Linked DNA regions of Homo sapiens: region 1 is linked to region 2. A link is a contact called in ENCODE Hi-C data. All regions are on one chromosome and are shown on one strand. The core of a region is the stretch at or near the end of the contact, and the rest is flanking DNA. Distances in the headings are between cores, read along the strand shown. Region 1 has its middle 97 kb from the start of MAOA. Region 2 overlaps CASK (calcium/calmodulin dependent serine protein kinase).

The links. Hi-C counts contacts between places; a loop is a spot of excess contacts on that map. Pooled maps may share reads with other maps.
Region 1: a map of endothelial cell of umbilical vein shows a loop between it and region 2 (22-fold over the local background). The contact joins two enhancer-like sites. A Hi-C loop is called at or near these places in 13 of 168 maps with a recorded cell type or tissue (A673, B cell, CD4-positive, alpha-beta T cell and 7 more), 10 of 37 single-sample maps with no recorded cell type and 26 of 50 pooled maps.

What each region holds. Positions count from the first base shown.
Region 1 is chrX:43,556,186-43,561,455 of GRCh38, forward strand. No RefSeq gene overlaps it. Among named protein-coding and RNA genes, the nearest start is that of MAOA, 97 kb to the right of the region's middle. Within about 2 kb of position 3,631, at least 3 of the 41 ENCODE cell types and tissues checked have a DNase peak (open chromatin) inside an H3K27ac peak, as active enhancers do.
Region 2 is chrX:41,557,820-41,561,302 of GRCh38, forward strand. CASK (calcium/calmodulin dependent serine protein kinase) reads right to left here. Exons shown (of 27, transcript NM_001367721.1): 18 at 1,960-2,028. Among named protein-coding and RNA genes, the nearest start is that of CASK-AS1, 42 kb to the left of the region's middle. Within about 2 kb of position 2,057, at least 5 of the 41 ENCODE cell types and tissues checked have a DNase peak (open chromatin) inside an H3K27ac peak, as active enhancers do.

The sequences.
Region 1 (5,270 bases), core at 2,381-4,880, 2.0 Mb after region 2:
GGTTGGGGTGGAGGGAGAGGAAAGGACAGAGGCACTATTTCTAGGAGTCTCCAAGGGACACCTTGCCTGAGCCCACAGAAATATTTCTTTTTGCCACTCCATGGCATTAGCCATTTCTTTTTTCTGCTGTGTTTCCCTGTAGCTGAGATGTCAGGCCACCCATGCCCTCAAGAGGCAATGTCCTTCAGTTTATAACAACTCTGTCATCATAGGTGAGAGCCTTGGCACTGCCACGGGTGAGATAACATAACAGGGCAACTCACTGGGTTATTTAGAGCCTTTGTTCTACCATATCTGGGCTATGTTTTCCTCAGAAGCAGAGACAATTCCTCTTTCCTCATCTTGGCATTTTAAATGCTACTCCAAAACAAAGCTGCACTGTTTTAGATCCTGAGTAAAAGCATTTCAATGCAGCTATTCTGCCAGTTTTTTCCTGTAGTTTTCTCACCCCAGGACTTCAGCGTCAGTCAGTGGGGATTAGATTGGAGAACTGGCTGAGCAGTAGGACATGTTAATACTCAAAATCATCCCAACCCCGATTAACATGGGCATTGTTATTAGGAAGGACAGTTGAGACAATCCACTTTGTTTGGAGGAGTTATTTCCCAAGAGACTTCTTGATCTTTCATCGAAGGGGAAACCTGGTGACCCCTAGCTCCACTGAGCAGAGGCAAGAAGCTCACAGACAGACTCTTGCTACCCATGCAGAGATCATATTGCCCCATGTTTAGTGAAACACAGTGACTGGACAATGGGGGTGAAAAGTGAGGAGTGAGCACTCCGAAGCTTGAAGGCAGGGGTCAGGTGTCTCTACTTCTCTCTAGTATTTAGACCACACCCTCTTATATCTGTTATCCGCCTGGTGCTAATCTGTTGTGAGCACAAAAGATAAGAAGCAGAGAGACAAGGCAATGTCTTCTTTCCAAGTGAAGGTATATTGTGAGCATAGGTACTAACGGGAAGGTGGCAAATACGCTGGAAAATACCCTGACACATACAGCATTAGCACACAGGTATTTTTTGTTGGATGCTGTAAAATTCAGAGAAAGTTTGCCAAGAGGCAGAGTGAAAAAAAAAATTGGGTTATTATTTTAGAAACTGATTTTGAAAGAAGGAAGATTAAAAAAAGAAAAAAAGCCTTCTTACTAGAAGATACAGCTGACCTCAGAAATAAGCAGATGCGCCTCCACCACCAGGAGACAGTTTTAGAAAGGATTCCCCCTTGTTAGCTCAAGTTTATTCTTATCCCTAAGCACAAACTCCCTAGGGGATTTGGACACAGGCTGATTGCAGAATTCCATATGTTGAGAGCCAGAGTAGCATAATAGCAGGGAATACAGACTTTGAAAGCAACCTGCCTGTGTTGAAAGACCTTAGATGTGACATTTAACTAGCTGTGTGCTAGTGAGCAACTGACTTAACCTCTCTATGTCTCAGTTATCCCTTTTTGATAGATGAGGTGAGGACGCCTGCCTTACATAACTGCAGTAAGAATCACGTGGCTATATGTCAAAAGCGCTTAGCTCAGTTCTCTGCACATAATCATTCGAAAGATGTTGGCTTTAACATTTTGTTACCATCTAATTTTAAGATTGACACAGTAGAAATCAGAAATCTAATATGTATGCAGATATTTAGACTCAGGGCTCAACTTGCTTTAAAACTTTGTTCTAAAGAATATAATTTACTTAAGTATATTTGAATTTTTACAAGTTATTTGCACAAATGTGCAGAAATCCAATTGTATTACCAAACATGATTAAGACCCACCATCTTGAATCACGGAAAACACGTTTCCGGCAAAGCTGGGCTCTGAGATTATGGTACAGTGCTGACATCTGGTGGCAGCAAGCCCTGAAACATGAAATTGAAGTTCTCTCACTAAAAGGAAATAGGTAAACACCCATAAATAAGCCTTCATAAAGGAAATAGGTAAACACCCATAATAAGTTTTCATTGGGCGGATAGGTTTTAGAACTCCTTCAAACTCTAAAATATAAATGAGTCTTAGAATTTTTATAGATAAGAAACTCCAAATGACTAATAAACATACTAAAGATGCTTATCTCCCCTAAAAACCAAAGAAATGAAAACTGAAGCAATTAGATACCATTATACCATTTTTATCCAACAGACTGAGAAATAGTAAAAAGACTGATAATACTAATTGGAGATGAGTATGGAAAAATTGGGACTTTCAAACACTGCTGTCCAAATTTGAAGTGCTATTTTGCTGTACCAATAGACATTTAGCAGAATCTGGTAAAAGTGATGATGTGCATGGCCTGTAGCTCAGCAATTCTAGTTCAGGGTATGTATTCCAGACCCCAGGAAAAGCCTGTGCTCAAAGAAATGTGGTAAGGATACAAATAATACATGGCAGCATTATTTGTAACAGCAAAAAAAAAAAAAACCTGGAAACATCCTAAATGTTCAGCAATAGGATGATGGCTAATATGTCACATGCACATACTTAAAAGGATAAAACAGTAAAATGAAATGCACTAGAACCACATGCATCAACATGGATAAATCTTGAAAACAACAGTGAGACATGGAAACTTCAGAATGTCACATAGAGTATGCTATTTATTGAATATAAAAACACAAGAGAATACTATATATTGTTTTGGAAAACTAAACATATAATATAAAAATATAAAATGGGAAGAAACCCATCAACTTCAGGGTAGTGATTACCTTTAGGGAGGGAGGAGGGAGAATAGGATTGGGAAGGGGAATAAAGGAAGTTTAACTATAACTGCAATTTCAGTTATTAAAATTTCTTAATCTCTCTAACATTTTTATACCATTTATTTTTTGCTATTTATTGTATCCTTCAATATTTTCTGCACATTTATATACATACAATGGAATATTACTCAGCTATAAAAAGGAATGAAATTCTGATACATGCTACAACATTGATGAATCTTGAGGACATTATACTAAGTGAAATAAGCCAGTCATAAAAGGACAAATATTGTATAATCCCACTTCTATATAGTACCTAGAATAGGCAAATTCATAAAGACAGAAAGTAGAATAGAGTTTACTGGAGCTGGGGGTAGGAAGAATGAGGAGTTATTGTTTAATGGGTAGAGATTTTCTGTTTAGGATGATAAGGAAGTTCTAGAGATGGATGGTGGCAATGGTTGCACAACAATGTGAATGTACTTAATGCTACTGAATTACACACTTAAAAATAGTTACAATGGCTTTATGTTTATATATATATATATAACCACACATAAAAAAATTAAAAACCTATAAGTCAGTTCCTGCCCTTTGGGCAACCACTCCAAGCATGGCAGAGAAGTAGGATATCTCCATATCTGTGCTGGCAGTTGTACAGAAGTTGGTGGAGAGGCAAAGAGGTGGCTGTCGCTGGCATTTCTTTTTTTTTTTTTTTTTTTTTGAATTAGAGCTGTAGTAAGAGGATGAAACCAAAGTTTAGGTTTCGGCATCTAAAGACTAGAAAAATTGTATTTTATTGCTTCTTGAAATGCTAGCTTTTGCTGCCCTCTAACCAACAGGAGACCAGGGCCAGCTGAGCCTTCTTGTCTTTGAGTAAGGTCTGCTTCTTTCACTCCCCCTGGGCCCACCTCCCCTGGGGAGGTGTGACTTGATTCAATTTCCTGAGAATCTGGGGTGTAGTGAAAGGATGCCAGAAGGTGGCAGCAAAAGACCACCTCGTGGAAAAGACCTTCTGCTTTCTTCTCTTCACTCTCCTGGGCATCTGGCAGAAGTTGGCTTTGATTGCCAGGGTCCCCACCTCAATTCAAGATGAAGCCTAGTGTAGTAACACCATGCCTGGGGCCAAGAGAGACACACCAAGCACAAGGTAATCAAGAGGCAATAATTCAAGAAAGGGTGCTTCCAAAGGCAAGGGAAGGATAGGAAAAGATATAGGTGAACCTGGCCAGTTAAACTCAATGAAACTTCCTATGTTTGGGGCTCTGTGGACCCAAAGCTGGGTAAAGCAATCTCTTTCCTTGAGACATAGTCTAGTAAGAGAGATTAAATATATGCGCTTACATGAGGAAAAACAAAAGATCAAGGCCCAAGGTTTTTGGAATGAGCCCACGTTGGGTATTTTCCTTTCCCCTCCAGATCTACTTTTTCTACCCTTTTCCTTACCTCTCCCTGTCCAGAGATGCTGATCTGTATAGATTGGAAGCCAGAAGATAAAGGCACCTGTGAAAATGTTGGCAAGATGACAAGGAAATAGGTAAATGTGCTCAGGCTTTTATTCCCAGGACTCCCTCCTGTGATGTTGCCTTGGCCTGGCCCTGTTGCGGAAGATCTGTTCCTCTCAATGGGCCTGCTCTACAGGATTCTCTCTCATTCTAGTTTCCAGCAACCTTTCCTTCCCCTCATCTCTTCTAGCCTAGTGGTAGTAGTAGCTGCTTCTAGTCTTGGGTTCCTGCACTCTCTTGTAGTCCTCTTCACCCCACCTATGCTTTAATTAAACCCTTTGTAAATAAACCCTCCTTAAATGATCCTAATTCGTGTATGCCATCTGTTTCCTGTTGGGATCCTGCCTGACACAACACCTGGCTAAATTATATTCATCCTCTACAACTAAGCTCATATAAAACAAGGAATAGCAAGGAGTGGTTTACATGAAGGCTGTGGCATGTTTTCACAGAGGACTATGAGTAATTCAGTACCACCAGAAAATAAGTTATAAGACTAGACGTGGCAGTTCAGTTAAAGGTGACAAGGAGTTAATATGAGACACGAGGTTCTCTTGATCTGGCACCTAGCATCTTAAACTTATGTCTGAGGAATAAAGGCAGTTCTTAAAGGGCACCGATTAGTTAAGTGGTTTAGAATCTTGAATATAATTTCTACCCAACATAGAGATTTAAGACAGTAGTTAAGGCATAAAGTTAGCAACATGGAAACCAGTTAGGAAAAATTTACCACAACCTAAAGACATGGCAATTTGAACCAGATTTTTTTTTTTTAAGTTTTAAGTTCAGGGGTACATATGCACAATGTGCAGGTTTGTTACATAGGTAAATATGTGTCATGGGGTTTGTTGTACACATTATTTCATCAGCCAGGTATTAAGCCTAGTATCCATTAGTTATTTTTCCTGATACTCTTCCTCCTCCCACCTTCCATCCTCCAATAGGCCCCAGTGTGTGTAGTTCCCCTCTATGTGTCCATGTTGAACCAGATTCACGGTACTTGGAATGCATATGATAAATATTTAGAAGGTAAAACATCAATAGACCTGGATATTCAAATATTAGGGATGT
Region 2 (3,483 bases), core at 807-3,306:
GGCTCCATTCCCTTAGTGTCCAAATCAACTTTAACGATAAGAACAAGGAGAGGAAGGAAATAAGTACTTTTTAATTTTTGCTTCTGTAGAGTTCTTTTAAGCCTTAGAAATGTGCATGTCTTTTTAAAAGACATTTTTTTTCCCCAGATGACTTAAGAGCATTTCTAGAACCTGTCAGCCTTAAAGGTAATGAGATCCCTTAGAAGAGCATTCTCATATGTTAGTGAGCAAGACTGATCTCCAGGTGCCACCCGCAGAGACTCAAGTCAGTAGAGCCAGGGTGAGGGGCAGGGGTCTACTCTTTAACCAAGGACCTGGGGGATGCAGATGCAGGTGGCCAGAGAGCCTTCTTTTTTTTTTTTTGAAGTATTGCCCTAGCTGGGAAGAGTCCAACCACAAGCTTGAATTCTGCCAGGGAACAGGAGGGCCAAAAAGGCTGGAGGTGGAGCTAGGAGAGAAGTATCATTATTTTTTCTACTATTCAAAGGCAAAGAAGGTAAGAGGGGTTCTTCTTACTCAAGAACATAGAATTTACATCTATGATACTGGTTCCACCCCAAACTAGTTCGACCATTTAAAAAAAAAAAGAGAAACTTATGTTGTATTAATAACTAACAGTACCTTCTGGTTAGTTAGCCAAAAAGACAAAAGTCAATTGTATTTACTAAATTTCTTCAACAGATGAGAAATGATATAAGGACATCTGTAACTCTGGAATATTAAAATTATTTACATAGAATGTTAAGTGTGACATTCTTTGTTTCCCAGCAAAGTTTGTGTTCTAGGTAACAAATTTCAATACTCTGAATCCTGGAACAGAAGCAATTCTGCATTTTCTTTTGAAATATACTATTAATTGAAGTTCCATAAAAAGCCACCAAGAGGAGCTCAAGACCCGTTACAACGGACACCTCAATTGCCATGGCTCACCAAAAATATACTTGACAAAACTATACATTTTAATATGTATCTTCAATAGGCTTTTAAAAAATATGAAGCCTCTGATTTTTCTTATGAAATTTACACCATCACTAGAGACTAGAAGTATTACAATTCTCTCTCAGGTTCTCCTAAGTACAAATCCAATAAGTTACCTGTCAGTCTTAAAAATAAACTTTAGGAAGTGTGTACTTCATATTGATGCACATACTCTCGGAAGATGCACATGAAAGAACAAGCTTCAATAAATAACACTCGAGCTGAACGTGCAATGACCAAAGGATGATATCATTTATGCCCATTTATATTTCCAATACAAAAAGAATAGATTTTTGAATCTCATTTAACAACCAACACAAAACTGAATAATATAGGTTGGAAGAACTATAATTTCTACAGGATAAGCCTATTTTAAGAAAGAAACTTTGGGGCTGTATTACTCTAGAAAACTTACTTGTTTACAGATCACATACCATTCTAAATTTAAACAGTTTTACAAAAGGTTGCAAAAGCCTATTTCCCTCTAGTGAAGTCAATTATCAATTCATTGCAGACTTAACTTCCATCTAGAGACCTGTCACAATTGTATGAACAACTGTATCTCAACAGAAATAGATCACTTCTCAGATCCTTAGAAAGAAGAACTATCTATGTGATTTCTTAACAAGGGAAGTGAATGAACTTCCTGGAAATATTACTGCAATTATGGCCTTTAGTTTTTTTCCCTCAGACACTCCGTTTTTTCCTTATTAAGCCTTATGTCATCATTTGTAACTTCTCTACATTTTGCTCAGATTTCAGCCTGCAAAAAGTTCAAAGTGCTGAGGAGATCCACATGGAAGCAGGGCTGAGTAGGTGGATGGGACCTACTCTGTTCCGTTATCTTTGTTGTAAAATTGGTGTGCAGTGATCTAACAGCACAGGCAGAAACAATTTCCCAGAAAGCAAAAACATACAGCCATCAGCAGACAGTTAGTTAAGAACTCAGAGCAGATGGGGGTGGTTTGTTAGAGTCATTACCTCACAGGACGAAGACTGAGTGCGGTAACTTGGCACAATCTTGAAGGTAATACTCCCCCGCATTTCCCTCTGGAGGGGGGGTGGTGGGAAAGAAAGAAAAGTTTTCTTACAAACAATTGTTCACAAAACCATGTAAGAAGCCACTCAAAACACATGGGGGCAATTAGCACAAGCCATCTGAGAGCACATAGCCGGAAAATGAAATGTAGTCATGAAGCAGGGACTGCTCGAGTTAACAGTAGAGTAAGTTCCTGGGAAAAGCCCAGCAGCCAATTGCCTTTTGCTCATACAGCAATGGTCTCACAGATCTTCAATGGTCACCTTTTTATAGATGTGAATACAAAACTTTCTAAGTGACATGCCTTTCAAAAGTGAATATACATTGAATTAGACAATAGACTAGGTAATTACATAAAAATTACATTGAGTATGCCACATTATAATGGTGTACCCCATAGAATATGCTTTTTACTTTTAAAAATTTTTTATTTATTTATTTTTTTGAGACAGAGTCTCGCTCTGTCATCCAGGCTGCAGTGCAGTGGCACCATCTCGGCTCACTGCAAACTCTGCCTTCCAGGTTCCAGTGATTCTCCTGCCTCAGCCTCCCGGGTAGCTGGGATTATAGGCACGCGCCACCATGCCTTGCTAATGTTTGTATTTTTAGTAGAGACGGGGTTTCACCATGTTGGCCAGGCTGGTCTCAAACTCCCGACTTCAGGTGATTCACCCACCTTGGCCTCCCAAAGTGCTGGGATTACAGGCATGAGCCACCGCACCCAGCCACTTTTTGCTTATTAATTTTGGCTTTTTTTTAAAAAAAAATTTTGGGCTGGGAGTGGTGGCTCACACCTGTCATCCCGGTACTTTGGGAGGCCAAGGCTGGTGGATCACCTGAGGTCGGGAGTTCGAGACCAGCCTGGCCAACATGGAGAAACCCCGTCTCTACTAAAAATGCAAACATTAGCAGGGTGTGGTAGCGCATGCCTGTAATCCCAGCTACTTGGGAGGCTGAGGCAGGAGAATCCCTTGAACTCGGGGGGCAGAGGTTGCAGTGAGCTGAGATCACGCCATTGCACTCCAGCCTGGGCAACAAGAGCAAAACTCCGTCTCAAAAAAAAGAAAAAAAAATGTTTGGTGAGTCTGTGAAGCTTATTTCATACTTAATAGGTATTCATAACCTGGGTGCTACTACACTGCAGTGGGAAAAGGGATCAGAGGCCCCAAACACCTCTGTCTGCTTGCTATGACAATGAACATAGGCAAAGGCTGTCATTTTGCCTTTTTAAAAAATCCAAAGCCTAATTTGAATACAGATTTTGGATATGTATGGTCAAAAATGGCCTGGTCTACCGTGGCTTTCCTCCCTTCTATGCTGTAGAGAAATCCACGACAGCTGGCTATGACTCAGCTCAACAGGAAAGAGGTTTCTGACACTGCTGATGTCAGGAGAGTTGAGGTCAGTGAGAAACTAGTTCACATGTACAAACACTGAAAAGGTTTTCTTTAATCATCTGCTTGGTA